Regions from separate parts of the Mus musculus genome. Here region 2 is linked to region 1. A link is a loop called in an ENCODE intact Hi-C map of the cell type or tissue named here. Cell type or tissue: left cerebral cortex. All regions are shown on one strand. Links, peaks and the distances in the headings refer to the core of each region. The heading gives the core; the rest is flanking DNA.

Region 1 (11,980 bases), core at 4,742-9,741:
AAAGAATTATGAAAAATTTCGTTTCCATCAATTTGGCAATGCTGTGTTATGAAGCTAATAAGCCCAACATTGGGTTTTGGGTCAGTTTCTGAACACTGGAGATTGTTATTGCTGGGGTGTTTTTGTATCATTTTTCAATTAGCAAAACAATTGAGTAAGAACACGGACCTGGGACGTGAGGGTGATGCTTGGCTGTGGCTGTAGGAGGTTGGCTTGGCTTTGCTGAGGTAGTTGCGTTAAAAGATTTTGCGCTTGCAGGAGACCTGTGAAAATCAAACATTTCAGGGGGATTAAAAAAAAGAATATAAACAGTTCCCAACCAATTTCCTGGTAGTTTTGTTTGTCTTCCGAATTGTCTAGTTTCTTTTCCTAAAATTTAATATTGTTAATTGTGTTAAATACAACATGGCATGAAAATCCATAACATTAAATCAAAGCTTGTGTGTCTTTAGTATAATCTGAATAAACTCTTTGAAAGGCCCTTATTTCCCAAGGAGAGGAAGAATGTGAGGAACTACTTGAAATCAAAGCATCTGGAAATTTCAAGATGAGTTCAACTTCTTAACCCAGAACTCACTGAAATCCTCTAAGACATGCTTCTCAGCCTTCCCAAAGCTGTGACCCCAGCCATAAAATTATTTTGTTCCTACCTCATAACTGTAATTTTGCTTCTGTTATGAGCTGTAATGCCGGGCGTGGTGGCGCACGCCTTTAATCCCAGCACTTGGGAGGCAGAGGCAGGCAGATTTCTGAGTTTGAGGCCAGCCTGGTCTACAAAGTGAGTTCCAGGACAGCCAAGACTATACAGAGAAACCCTGTCTCAAACACCCCCCCCAAAAAAAAAAGAGCTGTAATGTAAATATCTGATATACAGCATATCTAATGTGTGAACCCTGTGAAAAGGTCATTTGAAACCCAAAGGGGCCACGACCCACAGGTTGAGAACTACTGCTTTAATGAATCTGGGAATAAGAGAAACCATTTCTGAAAGAAGCAGGCAATCCTCTAAGTGGGAGATGCTATTTTCAAGTTTTTAGGACATGTCTCTTCATTGATGAAAGTTGACATGTTAGCAACTCTCCATACTGGACAATCCTAGTTTAAAAGTTTTCAATAAGTAAAATGGATGTAAAGGCATACACCTACAGTCCCAGCTGCTCTGAGGCATGAGGGTTACTCGAGCCCCAAAGTTAGAGGTCAGGCTGGACAACATAGTGAGACTTTGTCTTGAGCCCTGGAAGCATTTGTAGTATGTACTCAGTTGATGTTTGAACTCTATAGGGTTTTGCTATTGTCTAGTTTGGTTTTTTTTTTGCAATGTTATAAAAACAGGGGCAACCCAGAATATATTTGCATTGAAGAACTTAATCTATGTACTTAGTTTCAAATGTTGTTGAAACATTGCATATGAGCTTGTGACAAGACAAAACAATTTATTGGTTCTGATCCACAAACCAAAACAGTATTATCTTCAGACTCTATGTATCCCTGCTATTTCAAAGTGCTGGGCTTACTGAAGCTTGCTCATTATCATGAATACATCTTTCTATGACCTACCAACACTTATAGTTTCCTAAAAACTTAATCACCTAGACACCCAGTCCTTACCATTGACCAAACGTAACTGGCCACCAAGTCCTTTCTTATATTATTTTGTTTATTTTGAGATAGGCTTTCACTATATAAACCAAGCTGGCCTTAAGCTCAGAGATCCTCCTGCCTCTGATTGACTTCCAAATGCTAGGATTAAAGGCCAGTTCTACCATGCCTTGCCCAAGTCTTGTCTATCTGCGATATCATCTTCTCTCTCCTGCTCTCATAATCATAGCTCAGCATCTCAACACGACCTTGCAAAACTCTGCTGACAAGTATTACTAAATCTACTCTTGACTATTCTAACCTCCCCAAGTTCCAGTGTAAACAAGCTTTCTTAATACAAATGGCTAATGCCACTTTTTTACTTTAGTGTTTTGTTTTCAAATATCCCACAGAAAACATTGGAAGATATCAGACATTCAAATGCATCTTCACAAAGAACTAGTTAAAATTTTGGAATGAGACTCAGAAAACTACCTTTCTCATTTATCCAGTGATTTGCAAATAAACTGAGCCTTGGAAACAATTAAGTTGCATGATTTCAGGTTAAAGTCCTGGAAATTTCCTTTAGTAAGCTAGCCTTTACTGGTTTTTCAGGTCTTTTATTCTTATATGTAACCATGTTCCTGATTTAAGGCACTGTTATAGTTCTCATCAATACTGGTAGTTTGAAACCACACTGAATGAAAGCACTGCTCGAATGGACACTGTTAGGTCAAAGTGCACAGCCCTGTTGCACCACTGAGGAGCTTTAGAGAGACGCTTACCCTGCTGGCCCTGGGGGGTCTGTGAGATGATAAACTGTGCTGGTTGCAGGTTGGTGGTTGGGTGCACCAACACAAACTGTTGCAAGTTGAGATTTTGCTGCTGAAGCTGTTGCAATTGTTGAAGATCCTAAAGGCTCAGAAGCAAAACACAGATTAGAGAGAGATCCTGAAATGAAAGCTGGATTAGTCGTAAGGTTCCTAGGCAAAGACTTGTGTCACATCAAATAACAATGAGACAATACTCAGCTTTTTTTCATGTCCCAACAGTGTGGCTTCCAACAGTGTCAGTGTGTGAGAAATGCTCAGGCCTCAGGCCAGAGAAGGCTCAGTAGGTAGGAGTGCTCGCTGTGCAAGACTGAAGACCTAAGTGTGATCTTCAGACCCACGGTGGAAGGAGAGAACTGACTCCTGAGAATTGTTTTGATTTACACACACAAACAGCAATTATCAAAAACAAAACTGAAAAAACTTAGGGCCTCTGCAAGAAGTTATTTTTGAGGTTATGATGTATATTATATAGAATCATGATTGTGTTAAGCCCAATTTTCAATGGTTACCTAAAATACTTTCAGAATAAATGAATAGAGAATAAATGTTCTGGGGGAGGCAGTTTTCAATTTTAGTTTTATTGTTATTAGTGTGTGATGAGGTTTGTGTAAGCCACACATGCATGTGGAGATCAGAAGACAAGTCTGGAGTTAACTCTCTACTTCCACCTGCCACCACTGAGATAGGTAACCTTGGATGGCAACCTGCCCGCCTCTGGCATCAACTAAAATGCGAGCATCTGTGCATGCCTCTGAGAGCTCTTCTTGATCGGCTCATCTGAGCTGGGAAGACCCATGCTCAATCTGGCCTGTGCCTTCTGCTGATAGCCCACATAAAGGAACAGGGAAGAAGGACCCTTTTGCTTCCTGTCTCTGTGCTCTTTCCCTCTGGTTATATTCATCTATCCTGTTGCTGAGGAATTCCTCTGCTGGTAATAGAAGAGTTCAAGACGGAATAAAGACTAGCTAAGACATCCAGCTGCATGAACTGAAAGACCACCATCATTGGACTAGCCAGACCATAGCCTGTAAACTACTCTAATAAATGCTAATAAATTAATATGCATTCATTCTATAAGTTCTGTTCATTTAGCTCTGATCTAAACAAAGACTAAATGTTCCTGAAAAATTAAGTGAGGAAAAAGGGATTTGAATATTTGACCCATTTTTTTTTATTTTGTTTTTTATTTTGTTTTTGTTTATTTTTTCAAGACAGGGTTTCTCTGTGTAGCCCTGGCTGCCCTGGAACTCACTCTGTAGACCAGGCTGGCCTCAAACTCAGAAATCCGCCTGTCTCTGCCTCCCAAGTGCTGGGATTAAAGGCGTGTGCCACCTGGCTTCCATTTTTTTTTCTAAAGTAAAAATTGAGTGATATAACAAAATTTCCATCAATAAAATAAAAGATTTGATTCCTGAAATTTGACACCAGCTTATCCAATTCAATTTAGGAATTGATGTTAAGTTATTTTAAAAATTCACATAAAAGTCAGATATAACAAAACAATACAGCTTTATATTGGCTCTAGTATCTTACATTTTTCAATGCCTTCATATAAATCATTCTATTTATATTAATTTCAGGTAAAGTCTCAAAGTTTAGGCACTAACATAATTTATTTGATGAAGAAAATGGCCCAAATCAAAACACTATCTTGATACAGATGTCCACACAGTAATAATAAAAATCAGTCTGAGTCTATTTCAAGTATCTCGTCAAACTGTGTCACACCTTCAGCACCCCCTCCCTGGGGACAGAAGGAGGAGTTACTCTGCTTAGACTGTTACCCTGCTTCTGCTACATCAACTTCTCAGGCTCCCTGTCCCTCCCTTGAGAGAAACAAGGTCACATATTTTCTCTTTTGTTATAATTCTTTATGACTCTAAGTAATTTTTAAACTACCTTTGGATATTTTATTTGAAAACGTAAAAACTGAAACCCTGTAACATTTTAATGCAGTTCTCCATGGTCCTAGTCACTCCACAGCAGAAAGATGACTTGCTGTCTTTTTTTACAAGGTGGCAACACTTACTATAGAGCACATGGAAGAATTTTTGCCTGCTATGATTGGCTAATAAGATGAATTAAGATGAATACTGAAACCCCTTGCCTCAGAAATATGCCAGCTACTTACTCAAGAATTTCATTTAACATAAACATTCACTTATTCAAATAACCAGCTAGATGTTTATAATATCAACTCAAATAAGCAAAAGGGAAGAAGCGATAATGCCACCTTGAACCAGAGTTCCTTGGGTGTTTAAAGACCCACAGCAGCAACCAGAAGGCTAACAATATGGAAGAGAATTTCCCATTTTATTGGCTGTTTGCTGTCCCAGTAACCTTGCTCTTCCCTTCCTCACCTGTGCAATCTGTATGGGCTGAGACAGGGGGATCTGCGTCATGGGTGTGGCGGCGGAGGCTGAGATGGTGGCCCCAGCAGCACTGTGCTGTTGGCTGGCGGAGTGTTGCTGCACTGCAGCGGCCAGGAGCTGGGCCTGGGCCTGCGCCTGCTGTAGCAGTAACTGTTGCTGGGCTGGGGTCAACGTGAGCTAGAGTAAGAACAATGAAGGGAAAGATTGAGTGCCTTTAAATAGGTAACTCAAGTGGGATTAGGTTCTCACTACTGGTCAATGTACAGCTAACCTGTCCACCAATGAACAAACTACCTGTTCTACCACAGCATTTAACTTAAAGTAGTCTGCACTTCAGACTTGAACAATCATTTAGACAAGGAATGAAAACAAAGGACTGATGCTGACAGGATGCAAAGACATTTATATCCAACAGCAGGTGATGAATGAGGGACAAAAGGATGCTGGCAGGTGCAGGAAGAGAACTGGTAAGGCCCAGCTGCTTGAATCCCCATCGTATTTCACTACTTCCATCACATCTTCACATGTGACTAAAAATCAGGAGCCACACTTGTTTCCTTTAAAAATCCTCCTCCAGGACCCTCCCTTACCCAATCTCCTGCCCTTGAAAAGCATTGGTTTGCAAGTTTACATTTTTTTCCAACTTATTATCTCTAGGAAACAGGTGGTAAGAGCCACCCTCTTAAACACAAATGAATCTAAACACCCAGAATTAATAGTCTTCAAGGTACATGAACCTGGAATTCCAAGTGCCCATCTATCTATCTATCCTAGACACTAATCACCAAAACCCAAACCCTAACAATAAAGCAAGAAATGTATTTAGAACAAACATAAACTTCCATAACACATCATTTCAAATATGCTTACATCAAAGTAGTAAGTGTGCTGGGCCTTTCTTTTGGTGACATGGTCTGATCAAACAGGAAAGGACCATGTTATATATCTAGTCTCATGAACAATCATTTAGCATCACAGCCTGCCCTCTAAACTAACAGGGTCTAATTTAACCAATCAATTTTATTAGAAACACACGAACCTGAGCAAAACTATTAAAAAATTCCCTACTCTTTAAAATGTGTGTATGTATATTTATATTTTTAAATAAGTACATATATTAATAATCTCTAGTGATGAAATACTGCACATAAGTGTGCATCACTCTTAGAAGAAGCATCGACAGCGCAGTCACAGCAGCTGAAATTAACTACGGAAGCTCGGAAGGTTGGTGCGCTGGGACCTGATTAGCTCCTTCCTTCTCTCCCTTCTCCTCGTCACATACGCGTTCAACACTGAAACACCATCCCAAATAATAGTCTAGAACAGAAATCGCTAAACATGTAAAAGCTTAACAGTCATGGAGGACAATTTGTTACAAGTCAAAATAACTACCATTTACTGAAGGCTACATGCCAAGCACTGTTTTAAGAGCTTTGCATAAATTACAATGGTACTTAAAAGAGATATTATTAATACCTCCACTTAGAAAAGGGGAAAGTGAGGTATGGAGAGAGAAAGTAACTCACCCTGAGTGATTAGTGATTACACACACAGGATATTCTATTTCAGGGTAGTTCAAGACATGTTTCTTTATGAATCCACTCTTTAATTGTCCTGCCATGACACAACTGGAATTTCACCCTGCGTATGGCAACAACTCCCTTGCACAATGAAGCAACACTATTTTTTAATGTGGGTTAAAAAGTTAGTAGTTTATTTTGAATGCCTGCAGCTGTAACAAAAAGACATCTTGTAAAGAATGGCAAAAGTAACTCCTCTTCCAGAGGAGCACTCCACATCTAGCCGTCAGCTCCTTATGGACAGTAGTGCATGCTAGGGCCGGATGTAGTGAACCATTTTAATGAGATGCAACCAGTGGCTGTTCAGACATAGGAAGTTCATTACAACATTCTCAAGGAAAACTTACCCCAGTTATCTGTCCCCCAGCCAGCATTAGCTGGGTCTGGGGAATGGCTGACTGCACTGAAGGCGGCTGGGAAGAAGGCTGGCTCGACTGCTGCGAATCTCCCGACTCTTCACTGGATTTAGACTGAAATGGAGTTGGGTAGGAAATGAAATAAAGTATCTCAAATAGGTGATTAAAAGAAATGTACTTCTAACTCTGTTATTAAAAAATTATTTAAATATGTGCTATTCAATTTTGAGTTTGGGGTTTTCTCTTTTTCCTTTCTCTCTCCTATGCCTTTTTGTCTACTGGTGCACTCTTAAATTTTATTCTAACCTCAGAAAAATTGCAATTATAAATTTTTAAAAGAAAAACTAAATTGGTCCTACACAAATTAAAAAAACCTTTAATAACCTCAAAATCCCTAGTTCAAGCAATAAGAATAAAAGAAAGGGTGCATTTTCAATTCATTTCTATTATTAGACCCTTCAAACTAACACTTTGAATATACTTTGTGGCAAGTCTCAAACCTTTTTATATACCATCTTACAATTCAATTACTTGACCCACAGAACTTTTAAATTTTATTTTAAAGAACTCTTAAGTGCAACATTTCCCACCAAGTAATGTACAAGATTGAAAGAAAATAATACAAACACAGTGGTGATGCATTCTTTTAATCTCAGCACTGGGAAGACCCAGGCAGAGGCAGCTAATCACTCGAGTTCAAGGCCAGCCTGGTCTACAGAGTTTTTGAGTTCCAGGACAGTCAGGCTAAAGAAATCCTTTCTCAAAAAACAAGCAAACAAACAAACAAACAAAATAAAAACAAAACAAAATAAAACAATACAGTCAAGAAATATAGGTCTTAAAGGGCTAGAAAGAAATTTTTTATGGTAATTAAAACTGGTTATGCAGAGTATCAAAATTCTGCATAGATTTGCATATTTTCCACCACCTGTTTGGGGAACTACAGCGAAGCTAATTAACATAAAAGCTCTGATTAATTCTGCCAGTCACTGAAAGATAATTACAGTGCAGGACTGTAAACATTCTGCACTGGAGATATAGCCTGTTTGCCAACATCTCTCTAAGGGATGTTAAGTTTACCATGGCAACCAAGGCAATTTTCTGCCTCCTCTCTCTCAGAAAGGAAGACCACATTATCTCTTTTTCTCTCCTTGTTTCCATGTGTTACTAGGTCCATATTCCACAAGATTTCAGAGAATGTTCAACCCCAAATCTTTAGTCATCAGCATCACTGAGATCAATCTTCTAGAATACTGTGTTTCCTTCTTGACAGTTAGTTTCCCAAACACTATAAGGAAAAGCTGACTGAAGTGTTATGGAGTTGTGCAAATTACCCTGACGTGAGAACTGAATTGGAGTCCTCCGTAAGATCAATCAATGTACACTGCTCTTAACCACTGGGTGATGACTCCAGTGCCCTTTAACTTTACTTCTGTTCAGAGCAGAGAAGATGCTATTGCTGTCTTTATTTAAATACAGGTACACAAAGCCTCCAGCAGGCTGTAACTTGCCAAAGGTTATTGAGACTTGAACTCAAGGTCCCTGATTCTCTAGCCAGTGTTTCCTGAATAATGATACACAGTCTGGGAAAATAGAGTAATACTTGAGAAGCTGTTTCATTTTGGGTTTAGTGTGTGTTCCTGAACTTCATTCTCAACTTCTTTGTCCACCTTTGGCTCACACACACAGCAGATTAAACTGATTTCCATTAATAACTATTACCACCTGGATTTAGCAATAAAAATTGTAAAAACAATAAAATTAATAAAAAGTAACAATTGCAAGTAGTTTCTTTTCTAAATTATGTGCTCATTACAGGAAATTATGGAAAAATAAATAGAAAATATGACCTATTTGCTCATATTCCAACTTACCTGTACATTTAAAGACTGAGCAGCAGCCTGTAAACTTGTCCCAGCTAGCTGGACCTAAGAGGAAAGTAGTTAATAATGAACCTAATAAACTAAAGTATTCTCATTTATCACTAGAGGTGTTATCAAGAAATACTTTAGATACTAAGATATACCACCAACTTAGAATTGAACATTGAAAGATATTATTTTATGGGGTTAAAACTTTACATACAAGCTCATAATTCCCCTCCAACTGAAAACCACAGGAACTTCTTTTGAATTAGCACCATCACTAAACGCGCACCATCAGTCAGCATGCCATTCTCTCCGGGTGGCTGCTCTTTATTTTACACTCTATTCGTAGTTAAAAGTTGCTTAGGGTCTAAAACATAACATATCTCCCAAACAAACTATGCCCGTGCATGTTTTTTATTATTATGAACAAAAGAATTAGTTAAGAGAATTTATCCTATGAGCCACAGGGGAAAAAAAAATCTGTCTCAATATTTAATGCATATTTTTAAAAGTTCAAATCATGGTCATATTAAGGGACAGACAGGCAATTAGAAAACTATCATTTTGCAATCATGATAGCAACCTGATTTAGAAAAGAGTCACCATCAGATCATCTAAGTAAGGACAAAATGAGAATAAGAATTTACATGTGCACCACTCTCTCTCCACAGATGCTGAGATTGTTAGTCTTTTTAAAAATTAAATATTTATTCATTCGTTTATTTATTTATTGAGGGAGTTTGTTTTCTTCTATCTTGCAGCCCCTCAAAGGTTAATGTCTTGAAAGACTAAAAAGGGAGAAGACTATAAACTAGAATAAATGGAAGGTGAAACAAAATGGTGTGGTTGGTCTTTGTTGCTTTGTGGGTTCTTTTTCCCACCCTTTGCCTACCCTCGTGGTTTTACCCCAATCACAAGATGAGAGAGAGAGAGAGAGAGAGAGAGAGAGAGAGAGAGAGAGAGAGAGAGAGACAAAGAGATTGATTCCTGAATTTAATATCTTTCCTCTTGTTTCTTCTTTGAGCAGAACTATTAACAAGCCACAATCAACCCCCCTGAACAACAACCACCAACCCACCTATAGGGATTCTAACATTCATATATCCTCTGAAAAATTTCCAGGATTTCAAACATCATACAGTCTATACAACTATTTGCAGCTGGCAAAACCACGCCTCTGTTCAAGCACAAGGCAAATCATAATCACCTGCTGCAGACAGTCTGAAGCAGCCCCACATTCCCGTGCCTGGGATTAAAATGAAACTACATTCTTCATTCCAATTTGACTTCGCTTAAAAAACAAATTTGAGGATAGTTTCCTAGAATTTCACCTATTTTCAAGAAGAACAAAAAAATAAAAAATAAAATTTTTTTCCAAAAAAAAAAAAGGTAGTCTAATGACATTTTTGTGAAAAGAGTGAAAACATAAATGAACAGAATTCATGCTCTGATTTAGACTGGGGGAGGGGGGGCATGTGGTCGGTATCAGTAGCTACCTAAATGACAATAGTTTCATGGTAGTGGTAGTCACCACTTAATTTCAAGTGACTCTGGTGTTTTACTAGCCGCACTAAGCCATCACAGACTCAAGCTCATGCTCATAGGAAAAAGTGACCTCGCTGTTATATTATGTCCCATGCAACAAAAAAATCTTTTGTTCACACAGTTATAGAATCAATAGCTAGTTATGCAGAACGTATTAATTCCACATGAATCATTGAGCAGAAGAGTTACACAGGATTTGAAATAACCTCCCTAGCATGTCATGCCTCCTTGTTTAACAGCATTCTCAGTTATGGCTGCTGGTCAACAGTCTACCTGGTGAAGATGTCCGAGGAAGGCCTGGGCCTGGGCTGTGGAGATCGCTCCTCCAACGGGCACGGGCTGTTTCTGAAAGTCCAGACCATTGGTTTGTGTGCCTGGAAAGCAAGCAAAATAACTATTAAATAAAGTACATTCAAATGAAGTAAAGTATTCAACTACAGTTACCAACATCAGTAGGAACTTGTCTTGAACAATTACTTTTCTAAATCTTCAAAGAGATGAAGAGATTTGGAAAAATGGAAACTGGACACCATGGGAGGGGATCCAGAAACTCTGAGGGCAGGAGACAGAAAGAACAGAAGAGATAGAAGATGGGGAGAAGTGCTATGAAAGGTTTTCCGTGTGTGAAATGGCCATGAACTTGTACCTGTAGTGACCTGCTTAAGATCCACAAGGTCAAGCCAGTCAAAATTCTAGCACAATAGAGAAGAATTATTCAGGCTCCATCCCTCTAATGAGGAGCCACTGGTAGTTGATAGTTGCTGTAGGAGGGAGGATCAATCTATTTTGAGGGTGTGCCTACTAGTAAATTTTCTGTGCCCCAAACCCATATACATATGGGCAACACTAATTGTACTTACCAAAACCACCACCACCACCACCACCACCACCACCACCACCACCACCACCACCACCACCACCTTTACACACACACACACACACATACACCTGCCAAGAAGCCATGGAGTTAGGAGAGGAGTAGACGGAGGAAAATAGGAAGTGGATATGATGATATTTTATAATATACATGTATTATTTCTCTAGAATAAAGAAAAATTTTAACTAAAAAGGAGATACAGTAAAGAGAGTGCTAGTTTGGATGAGAAGGGCCCCATAGGCCTATGTATTTGAATACTTGGTCCCTAGTTGGTGAAAACTCTTTTAGGAAGTATGGCCTTTTTGGAGGAGATATGTGACCCACTGGGGTGAGCTCTGAAGTTTCAAAATCCCATGCCAGTCTCTTTTAGCCCTTCAGCTCATGGTTATTGTTATTGTTTCAAGATGTGAGCTCTCCGCTTCTACAGCATCATGCCTGTCTGCTCACAATGGCCACAACTCATATTCTGAAACTATAAGACCCCGATAAACTTTCTCCAGTAAGTTGTCTTGGCCGTAGTGTCTTAGCATGGCAGTAGAGAAGTAACTAAGACAAGTGATTTCTCTTCAAAAGGTAGAACAAGTAGAACACCAACAATGCTTTAAAAGCAGGTCAAAACTGAAACAGTGGCCACTCTAAGAGTTTCTGAGCTGGGCAGCAATGTCACACGCCTAGTGCTTTGGAGGACTTTGTCAGGCAGACCTCTGTGAGTTTAAGGCCAGCCTGGTTTACAAAGTGACTTCTAGTACAGCCAAGGCTATACAAAGAAACCTTGTTTGAGATGGGGATGGGTGGGAGAGAAGTGTTACTGATCACAGTATGAGATACAGTGATTGGAACAAGCAGGTTAAAACTGGCATGGCATTTATGGTGGTTTTTAGGAAGAGATCATTTTTAATGTTGGAAAGGATGATACAGACTATCCCGAGAGAGGGTCTCAGGCTGTCTTCTACTCTTGTTCTACTTAGTTG
Region 2 (11,980 bases), core at 3,880-8,879, 54 kb after region 1:
TCTAGGAAAGAGAGGTAGAAGGTCAAAGCAGGATATTTGTCAGAATCTGGACACAGGCCTAAGTGGCTTATGTATAGACAGGCAAGGGAAGAGACTGAGAAAGTAGAATGGGCTGTGTCACCCAAATGACCTAAGTTATAATCCTAAGAGTGGTTACATTTGTCCTTTCAGAACATACACTGCAGTTGCTTCTGTACGGACACCTACTGGGGGGAACCAGTGTACCTGCTGTGCTCCAGGAGGGAAGATAAGGATTGCCTATGCTAGGATAAGACAGGCTATGGATTTGGAAAGTAAAGGGGAGCATGTCTTTTCCTTGGGCATGAATAATTTGATATTTCTCCCTGAAATACAGGACACAAGGAAATGCCAGATAGCATCAGCAAACAGTAACTGAAGCCATGGGCATGAATACATTAGGCTGTAGAATGAAAAGAAATGGAATCCTAGAATCAAGCCCTCAGGAATCCAACATCTAAGGAAACAAAGGAGACAAAGTAGGAGAGTTACCAGGTAGAAGAGAGGAAACAGAGGCGTGATTTCAGCTTCCAGGGAGGGCAGTTTCAAGAGAGAGAGTGAGTGGTCAAGGGTGTCAAAGAAGGAAAGTTCTGGGTAAAAGTTCACAGTACTTCACAAACCAGTGGTCAATCCCTCCAGCAAGACTGTACCAACTCCCAAACAGCACCAACTGGGGACTAAGCGTTCAAGGACCTGAGCCCACAGGAAACATTTCTCTTTGAAACCACCACACAAACGGAATAGTTTACACATGCAGGAAAGGTCTATATAGAATAACCCTTACATTTGTGTGAAGTAGTCACTAAGAAGTGAAGGAACTATCACTCATTACTGCTTAGATATGATAAGGGCTGAGAAAACTTAGCTATGAGGTCTCATCTTTATCTAGTAGCAGTTGTTCACTCAGAATAAATGTTTAATCAATGGTTCTGGCTTTTGTTTTTCCTCTATGAGTTAATTCAATCATAAGCAGCATGGTCCAGTCAGGCCCGATTTCTCGGGAAGGGAAAGAAAGCAAGAAAATTAACTACAGCTTTTCTACCTCTGGTAAACTTACTAACTTCTTCTGCTTTATTTTAAAAGGTTTTTATTAGTGTTTGTGGGTGGCCAGAAGTGGGTATCAGATCCTCTGACGCTGCCTGATACGGACACTGGGAACCAAACTTGGGTCATCTGAAGGGCAGCAACTGTTAACTGTCAAGCAAACTCTACAGCTTCTCATTTAGTATTTAAATCTCATATTTTTATTGGCTGAGGCAAGTGAGGCTTAATAGAAAGAAGAGAAATGGAGTATAAGTTCAAATCCTCATGCACACAGTACTCCCTTTACCCAGGCAACTCAAAAACTCCTAATAGAAGTTACCCTAAATTTTTATTCAGAATATTACAAGACTTCCATGTTACTCCCAACAACTACCACACTTCTCCTACGTCTGACAGGAGATGAACAAAGCAGACCCGAGAACAAGAGAAAGATAAGCCAGTGTTGGCAGCATATGTTTAGAATGTGATCACTTAGTACATCTTAGAAAACTATTCATTTATTTATTGTGTGGGTGAACCAGGGCCAGTATGTGGAGGTCAGAGGACAACTACAGGGGTTGATTTTGTCTTTCTACATGTGGGTTTGAAAGGCTTGACAGCAAGCACCTTCAGCTACTAAGACATCTTGACAGCACTCACTTCTAATGTATCTTAAAGTATCCAATACATAACCTCTGTTAGTACTAATACCTTCAAGAAAAGACTAACTGCTCATCTCAATGTAGCTTTTCCAAATAGCAAATAGCAATTCTGATGTTTAAGTTCTTGTAATTTTTGTAAGCATGAATAAAGATAGAGCTACAAAGTTTTCAGTAGACTTGGAACAGCAAATTAGACTGACTTCTGAAAAATAATTTTTTTTCATAATTCAAATGAGAGAACCAGAAGTAATTAAATACTTGCTAGCCTTCAAGCCCCTATAATCCAAGCGTGGAAGGCTATCATTGGGGGATCATGAGTTCAAGGGTAGACTGAGTTATCTATGGAGACCCTATCTCTAAAGGGGAAAAAAAAAAAAAAAACACAAAACACTCAACCAAGGGAGTATTATGGAGAACAAAAACACACTGACTATGCAGGTACTGCATAATAATAATAAAATTATTTACCGGGTAAAGGTATAAAGGAATTTCATTAATGGCCAAGAACTTCTAGTTTAGAAAACATGCTACATTTCTGTGACCAGCAAATTTGGGTAAATAGCCAGGAAATAAGCATGAAATTTAGCTTTTATGAGCCATATAGTCTCTGATACAACTACTCCATATTATCATTGCAGCCCAGGAACAGCTAGAAATACCAAAGACAATACATATACAAGTGGCTATTTCTGTGTCTTGATTTAAGTTTAATTTTATCTGTTAGCATTTCAATTTCAAATAATTTTAATATACCATAAAATCTTGTTCATTCTAATTTTTTTTTACACATCTGAAAACATAAAACCAACCCTTGCCCCTGGGCCAAGTAAATACAGATAGCATGGGTTGCAGAACGTGGCGACAGAGCACGTGAGTCACAAGGAGCACGTGGAGAGTGGCCTAAGGATCACTGTCTGTCCTCCGGTTTTCATCAGTGTTTGTGGAAATAAAAATTGTTTCTCTCTTGATAGTTCATTAATTTCTACTTTCCATTCCCAGTTCTAAGTCTTCCAAGGAAACTTTCTGAAGTCTTCGTTTCATTCCATCTCTCTCCCCAGGGCACAGATGAATGTTTTTAAGTCAAAATCTATCCTTGGGGGGGGGGGGGAGCAGGGGTTCTGGGAGGGCATCTCAACTTTTTATGAATCCTACTACCTTGAACTACTATAAGGCTTCAAATCTTTTCATGCTCTATCTTTTAATAAATATAGGTTTAACCAACCTTATTATTCCCTGTCTCTTTTAACCATCATTTAAATTCTATATAATGAGACCACTGTGAGGCTTTGGTAGCTAGTAGCTAGAGAAGGAAGATTTTAGTCACAAATACATTTAATGTTTAAAATTACCCCAGCAACTGTTCAAATAGCTTCAAAGAAAGCTCAAAGAGGAAAGCTGGCTCACAGCTCTAAATTGCTTCTATCACCACTTCCCTGGGTATTCTTTCTGATTTTAAAAGTTACTGTTTACTTGATTTTTCTAATTCTGTGTACTATGGTTATAATTGAACAACGGTATATTTTAAAGACCTAGCATGTCTTTAAATCTAAAGCTAATGGTTCTAAAAGAAACTATTTAAAACAATGTAAGTTCAATTTCATTTACAGCATAATATACAAAATGTTAAAAATCAATACTAACTTATAAAATTATGACCACAACCTTGGAGGCCTGGAGTCACATTTATTTCACAGCAGTAGCCCTCCATGTATGAACTGTCTGGATGTGCAGGGGACATTCTGATTAGCAAAGAGAAACAGCGGGGCACTAGTGACAGGCCGAATGCTAGGAACAAAACTGTTCTTGAAATGTGATGGCAGGAGACAAGAGCATGCAATAAAAGAACGAGAACTCACTTTCCATCTCTCAAAGGCAAATGTTTCAATGCACCTGTATCAAAGCTGTCACCAGTGATCCCAGCAGAACATATCAGTGAATGCACTGGAGTTTAGCAATCTGGGTGTGACTGTCAGTGATTTCTTCTGACGGCAAATGCCACCCCGCAAAAAACAAAAGAGGAAAATTGTGTGACCAGTGGCAAAAGCAAGACAAAATTAGAACAAGTCTCTTACTTGCCTGAGAGTCCTCGTTGCATACAGTCAACAGAAATGGTAATTACCTATACAACACAAAGCAAGAAGATTTTTGCCTTTTATTTTGCTGTCAAGTATATAATCTGAAGGATTCTTGCTGACTACTGTACCCTCAAAACATGAAACTATTCATTATTCCTAAAAAGCATCTAAGTAAGGTCAAATATTTTTTTCAAATATTTCTCTCTCTCTCTCAAACACATTTTTTTCAAATATTTCTCTCTCCTTCTCTCTCTCTCTCTCTCTCTCTCTCTCTCTCTCTCTCTCTCTCTCTCTCTCAAACACACACACACACACACACACACACAATTACAATCACACGCATTAAGCCAGGTTTCAATATTAGTGAAAAAATTTTAGGGCAAAAAAAGTTAAATGTTAGGTATTTTTAATATGAATGTCAAGTAGAAAAAGAAGCCAGAACATCAATTTCATCTCATGAAAATTTCAAAATAAAATGTCACTATTTCTAGAAAAGGTTTATTTAATGTTCTTTTTAACCTCACTAAATCATATCTATAATCCTAAAAGGGCAGCCCCATAATCCACAGTGAGTTCAAGACAGCCTGTAAGCGCTGCCACAAACTGCTTGTCGTCAGCTCAGTCTTACAGAAAGAAAGCACATGCTGCCGAAAGGTCGGTTCTCACTCTTTCCTACATCAAAACAAATGTTTTTATTTAAAATTACAGTAAAAGTACATCCTTTCTCCTCTGGCATTCTTTCCATCTCTTTTCTCCTTAACAATACCAAAAAACTGTCAAATTTCTTTCAAAGAATAAAAATAAAACCAATACCCAAACCTCTAGTCGTCAGGACTCCATGTTTGCTGTACAATAAGGAGGCCTTTAGCTACTTCGACATGCTTGGTAATGACAGTCTTTTCCTCCATAGTTAACTGTGAGCAAATATCAAGAACCACACACTCCTTTGTAAGTTAAGTACCACGGGCGTTTCCAGCAACATTAAAACAACTGTACAGACTAATCTCAAATGCATACAACATGAACTTTCAGCAACTTCTGGCCAGGTAGGGTTGCTGCACACATCTATAACCTTGGCAACTAGGAAGTAAAGGTACATCAGGTATCCGGGTCATCCTCAGCTACAGCGTGAGTTCAAAGCCAATGTGAGCTACATGAGACCCTGCCTCAAAAAAATGTAAACAACCAAGCTCTGCACAGTTTACTCTATTTACCACTTAAAACTTTTTTTCCCCCAGTCCACAGTTCAATTCCAATGAAAATACAGAATAACAAACCTATAGAAGATTTAGGTCAATTCTAATGAAAACACAAGAATAATAAACCTACAGATAATTCAGTTCAATTCCAATGAGAACACGAGTAGTAACCTATAGGTAATGCAGTTCATTTCCAATGAAAACAGAGCAATGAACCTATGGATAAGTCACGTACATGACAGCAAAGGCAAGCATGCAGATTACCAACAAGCTCTCATTTAAAGACTGCACTCAGCAACTCAATTTGTCCCGCTTGTCTGTTCTGTCGCATGGACAAAGAGAAGAATAACTAATCCATAGTCCATATAAATCAAAGTTGTAACTTTAAAAGCCAGGATGCTAACTAGCACAGAGCAGAATAACACCATAAGTCTTTGGTTCCTCCACCTGCCCTGGCTCTTGGGTTGCAGCTTATCTAACAGCTAATTTTCCCTTCTTGTGGGGTTTTACTTGGTGTGCCTGTTCTCCACTTCCATTTCTTCCCCTGTAGTTTTTAAAAGGATATAAAGCATCTGTATTAAGAATGCCTAAAGATATCAAAGACCTAAAGCTGCACTGGTTGTGTGTGGCATAGGAGGAAGGGGAGGAAAACGTGAGGTAATGAGGATCTACTGTATTTACCGTATGTGCAGGGCATGTGGACAACAATAGGAACCATGCAGGGTGCACTTTTGGTCAGAAAAGAACATGGCAGCCTAATGGGAGGCCTTTGTTCTTCAAAAGGGTCTCCTTTCTCTCTTTTGTGCTTCACTTAATTCATGGCATCTGAGCTGCTCTTGAACTTGACAGATGAGAAAAAAGGGAGAGAGAAGAGTGAGAGTCACACACAAAGAGAAGGGAAGGGAGGACTTAAAAAAGAACTCATTGTGATAATTTAGTTCTGCTAGACTTGGGGAATTTTGAGGAGTTGGCTAGTAAAATTCAGAATTAAAATAAAAATTTCCAATATTACACTAAGTAGTTAAGTAGACAAGTAAAATGCAAAATAAACTCTACAAAAAAAAATTTAATACAGATTATTTTCTGCTACAAATATTTCTTTAAATAGTAAATACTGATTTTTCAAGAGTTACATAAAAGATAAGCATTCTATTAACAACAGTGGGTATTAAATGATTTCCCAGATTAGGAAAATGTTGAGATAGAAGTAGCACAAAAGAACACCAAAAACCACGAGCACCACCTACAGGATGAAGTGTGCAGTCAAGGCTAACAGACTAAAAAACATCAACTGATTGTCATCTTGAAGGCATGAAAAAATAACTGAGCAAGAAATCACAAGTCCTAGGAATCGTTGGCTAATCAAAAATATAAATAACTCTGGTTTGTACGACAAAAGTCAGCTTAAAGCAATAAAAAACATAGTTGTATGAGGCTAATGAGGAGCTTGGCACATAGACTTCACAACCACCTAAACTCCAGCCCCAAGAGCTCCACTGCCTCTGACCTCTGTGCACACCTGCACTCACAGGCACAAACCCACACACATACACTTAACTAAAAATAATTTTTTTAAAAAGGAAAAAGACAGCTATAAAGTGATTCGATAATAATGTCTGGCTTTAAAATAGATTTGGTTACTGTTTTTGAAAGATACTCAGCATAAAACAACCAGATAAGTCTAAAACATAAGAAACTGTCCTATTCCTGTTACATTTAGTATTTACTTTCCCAGGTTTTCCTGATACATGTGACTTAGATACATAAATTTTCATCTTATGCCATACATGTATTTTACATCTCCTTTTTAAAAAAAGAAGTCATCATACACATAGCTCTCATTTCTGGTGTGTTAAAACAACATATTATGCTCTATTGAATTATTTCTACTTCCACTAACATCCGAGCTTCAAGAAGTAGTACTGTTTATATATCTTTCCCTGATAGCTTAAACTAATTCTATAAACAAATGACTAGTGATAACGGATTTCAGTTAAACAGTGCAAACATTTCAAATTCAATGTATTACACTGTTCTCCCAAAGTTGTGCTAAAGTAACTTCTAATATTATCATTTTGTTTTCCTAATACTATATACTCTTTTAAAATTTGACATCTGATAAATTACCTGAAAATGTGTACATGTGTACATATTCCCAATATTTGCTGAGATGTTGTAAAAGTAGTACTTTTAAACTACTTTAAAGTCAGCTACAATTTTATAAAATCTTACTTTATAGTTGATACTTATTTAATTAATGCCCAATCACATTACACTACACAGTGTATTCAGAAGCCACAATCAACTCCTAGTACCAGTGAGTAGACTTAAAACTTAAAACTTTGCACTATCTCAAAGGCAACTGTAATAACAGGCAAAATTAAAACACTGTATGCCCTTTCCAAAATAGCTATTTTGAAAGGATGTTTTTCAGCTAGACTTATGTGCATGTACATGGAAGTAGGTCAGTTATAGACCAAAAATTGTCTAAAACAAATGAAAAAAACATTAAAGGGAAAGGCCATGAATTTGGGAGAGCACAAAAGGTGCATGGGAGGAGTCTGAGGGAAGAAAATGGTGTAATTTTAATTTCAAAAAACAAAAGTTGAGAGAAAGAAAACAACCACTTCGAATCACTCTTTGAATGGATATGGATATGGTTATTTTAGGGTTCACATGTGTAGACGTTAACACCACTAACTCTAATTCTCAAATGCAGCACTACAGACTTTTTGAACAAGGCAATTCTCTTTGGGAAAGAAAAGTGGACAGGTCTGTTCACTCTAGGGTATTTACAAGAGAGTGTCTGATCATTGCCTCTCCCTGGGAAGAACGGGATGAACAAAATTTGTGCCTAGGTAGGAACCACATCACAGGGTACTTCAACAAGCTATCTCACAAACCCCATTTAAATTTAAACGTATTTTACTTGTTTATTCATTTAGTGTGTGTCCTTTGCATGTGACAACTTGCAACAGTCACTTTTCTCCTTCCACCAGGTGGAAGGAATTGAACTCAGGTCATCAGTCTTTTCAGCAAACACTCTTAACACAGAGCCACCTTGACAGGCATCATAGTCCTATTTTTAAGTAGACAAGGAAACCAACATGAGAGCTCATGCTAGAGACCTAACACCCAAGAGGCTGAGGTTAGGAGAGCGCTGCCAAGTCTGAGACCAGCCTGTTAACTACACAGGGGTTTCCTGGCCTACAGCATGAGACCATGACTCCAAAAATGCAAAACAAAACAGTATACATCAAGAGCTAAGACCATATCTCAGTCAGTAATGCACTCCCTGACACGCTTGAGCCTGTGAGTACAATCCTCCCCAGGACAAAAATCAAACAAACAAAACAACAAAACAGAAAAAACCCAAACCTTATACAAATATTTTCAGCAGCTGAATACTTACTAAATTCTCACTAGCCTTCACTACACTGAACAAGGTCTCTTATCTAATTACTAACATGGTAGTTTAAGGAAATACTGAGCTTGGGGCACAACAGATAAACAAAATTACTTTATCACTGTCAACTATCCTATTAGTTTTTCTTACAAATTCTGTCTTAAACCCACGGCTTCTCCACATCTTTTCTAACTACTTCAACTACCAAGCCTTTCCTATCCAGACTGTGTTTTCCCTGTCCCCTCAGCTTTTACTCCACTCATTCACTCAGCTATGAGCCACTGACTGCCTGGTACATGCAGTTTTCTACATACTAAGAATACACTATTAACAAAACTCTCAACAAAATTATTTTATCTAACTAGGTGTGGTCACACATGATTTCTATACTAGCAGAGAGTTGAGTATATTACTATGTCTATGAAGCATCACCTGTGTCATTGTTTTGTAAACACTCTTCTCCATCTTCTGGTATAGAGACAGACAAGTAGACCAATGGAATAGAATTGAAGACCCAGAAATGAACCCACACACCTATGGTCACTTGATCTTCGACAAGGGAGCTAAAACCATCCAGTGGAAGAAAGACAGCATTTTCAACAATTGGTGCTGGCACAACTGGTTGTTATCATGTAGAAGAATGTGAATCGATCCATACTTATCTCCTTGTACTAAGGTCAAATCTAAGTGGATCAAGGAACTTCACTTAAAACCAGAGACACTGAAACTTATAGAGGAGAAAGTGGGGAAAAGCCTTGAAGATATGGGCACAGGGGAAAAATTCCTGAACAGAACAGCAATGGCTTGTGCTGTAAGATCGAGAATTGACAAATGGGACCTAATGAAACTCCAAAGTTTCTGCAAGGCAAAAGACACCGTCAATAAGACAAAAAGACCACCAACAGATTGGGAAAGGATCTTTACCTATCCTAAATCAGATAGGGGACTAATATCCAACATATATAAAGAACTCAAGAAGGTGGACTTCAGAAAATCAAATAACCCCATTAAAAAATGGGGCTCAGAACTGAACAAAGAATTCTCACCTGAGGAATACCGAATGGCAGAGAAGCACCTGAAAAAATGTTCAACATCCTTAATCATCAGGGAAATGCAAATCAAAACAACCCTGAGATTCCACCTCACACCAGTCAGAATGGCTAAGATCAAAAATTCAGGTGACAGCAGATGCTGGCGTGGATGTGGAGAAAGAGGAACACTCCTCCATTGTTGGTGGGATTGCAGGCTTGTACAACCACTCTGGAAATCAGTCTGGCGGTTCCTCAGAAAATTGGACATAGTACTACCGGAGGATCCAGCAATACCTCTCCTGGGCATATATCCAGAAGATGCCCCAACTGGTAAGAAGGACACATGCTCCACTATGTTCATAGCAGCCTTATTTATAATAGCCAGAAGCTGGAAAGAACCCAGATGCCCCTCAACAGAGGAATGGATACAGAAAATGTGGTACATCTACACAATGGAGTACTACTCAGCTATTAAAAAGAATGAATTTATGAAATTCCTAGCCAAATGGATGGACCTGGAGGGCATCATCCTGAGTGAGGTAACACATTCACAAAGGAACTCACACAATATGTACTCACTGATAAGTGGATATTAGCCCAAAACCTAGGATATCCATCTTCTTCTGATTGGTCAAAGGCAGTGGAATTAGAAAGGCTGGACTTCTTCTAATCCCAACCAGGGATCCCAGTGAGAGAAGGACCACATGGAGAGACCAGGAGGTTTCCATATATCAGGACACAGCAGGGGACAAATGGATCAGAGAAAGCCAAGGCAAGACCAGATTGGCAAGTAACTGGGCATTTTTCTGATATTAACAGCTTTAAAGGGTTAGAATAGCTCAGAACCTGCTGCCCAGCCTAGGCTTACAGTTTGTTAATAAACTTAACAGGTCTTTGTGTTAATTATTTGGAAGATAGAACAGGAACAGATAAGGCACCTTGTCTACATGCTCTCCCATTTCAATCCTCATTTTAAATTCACTTCCAAAAGATGTTCCCCACATGCCTCTCTAAATCAGCTTCACCCCTTCTCCTCATTATACTTGCTCAGAGTACCCCAGAGTATTTCCCAACAGGACTCACCCAGTTTGCAATTACAGCAGTGCATTAATTACTAATGATTAAAATATTCTGCAGACTACGTCTACAAGGAGCAGAGACCACTTATGTGTCAATTGGTATCTGAGCTCCATGATCTGCCACAATACCTGGCACACAGCAAGTTTAAGTACCTCTCATCTCAGCTCTGCCAAATATGACCTAGTAGCCCAAGTTCTCAGCACTTTAGTACACACCCTTCTCTGCGAAGGTCACATCAACTACAAAGAAATGTAACATCAAGAGAAAGCTAAAGAATAGTATGTATAGAGTAGGGAATGCATGGGGAGGTAATTGAGAAAGGGCCTAAATTCTCACTAGGCCTATATTACTGGGATATTAAGTCTGCAGACACCCCCCCACAAACACACACAAAAGCCTAAAAGGCTTTTTGAGTAGTATCATTCAGAAATGTGTTTTTGTAATATTAATCTATCTGCAAAAGAGCCTGAATACAGAACTTTAAACCACAAGTCAACAAAGGTGAATTTAATTAGTTTTATAAATTGGTACAGTATTAGATATGCAGTGGTACACACAAAGGCAGATGTTTAAGTTAGGTCTGTTTTTTGCCTCTCAGCCCCACGCTCCCAGAAATAAGACTTAGGCTCAATTTATATTTACAAATACCTTGGCCATCTAGCTAGGCTCTACTCTGATTAAATCAAAGACAACCCATATAACCTACATTTTTCCACGTGGCTGGTCACCTGTGCTCAGGTACCATGCGTCCACCTCCTCCCATCATTTCAGGTTCCTCTCCCTGCCTCCTTCTCTCCCAGAATTCTTTCTCCTCCCAATGTCCCACCCCTATTTCCTGCCTAAGCCATAGACCATAGACTTTTAAATTGACAAGATAATCTCAGCAGAGGCAGGGAGGCAGGGAGGCAGAGTCAGATCTCTTGAGTTCAAGGCCAGTCTGGTCTACAGATCAAGTTCCAAGACAGTCAGCCTACACAGAGAAACCCTGTTGAAAAAACAAAAAAGGTGCAGTATGAGAACATAAGCATGTTCCTGCTTCCATATTCATCAGTGAAGATTCTTACTGTTATTTGACAGCTAAATTAAGTTTACATTTATTTTAATTTTACAGAAAATAAAAGATACAGCAATGAAAAATCATCTCATTATTCATTACCAACTATGCTACTGGATTAATCCACCCAATGCAACTTCAGTGGCTCCCTACTGTCTACCTTCATCTGATGCCTAAGATCACACACAAACTAGTCAGAAGACTACTTTAGCTCCAAACACAGCTGGCGTTTTCTCCTCGATTAGACCTTGCTTCCCCAGCTCTTCCTTCTTTTGGAAGTGCAGTCTTACTCTCCAGAATCATAATCTACCTGTCGACATCCTATCTGCTGTATTCTTGCGCCAGCTTTCCACTCAGAATGGACAGCCCTAGCTCCATCTTGGTGTACTACCCCGCTCACCTCAAGTGCAAATGATCACTCCTAATACATGA

The links. Peaks named below come from ENCODE experiments on the same cell type or tissue, not always from the same donor. Only the 100,000 strongest peaks of a DNase experiment are listed, where the experiment ranks them.
Region 2: it touches region 1 in a loop (2.0-fold over the local background); 5 of 42 quality-filtered maps call a loop at or near these places.

The regions. Positions count from the first base shown.
Region 1 is chr1:165,906,517-165,918,496 of GRCm38, forward strand. It overlaps Pou2f1 (POU domain, class 2, transcription factor 1), which reads right to left. Exons shown (of 16, transcript NM_198932.3): 3 at 10,406-10,506; 4 at 8,594-8,647; 5 at 6,711-6,833; 6 at 4,772-4,960; 7 at 2,364-2,490; 8 at 169-263. Among named protein-coding and RNA genes, the nearest start is that of Gm32999, 63 kb to the left of the region's middle. In left cerebral cortex, for the core only: no CTCF peak of the experiment used is centred there; a DNase peak (open chromatin) is centred at 7,749.
Region 2 is chr1:165,961,002-165,972,981 of GRCm38, forward strand. All of the region lies in intron 1 of Pou2f1 (POU domain, class 2, transcription factor 1), which reads right to left. Among named protein-coding and RNA genes, the nearest start is that of Pou2f1, 36 kb to the right of the region's middle. In left cerebral cortex, for the core only: a CTCF peak has its summit at 6,227; a DNase peak (open chromatin) is centred at 6,231.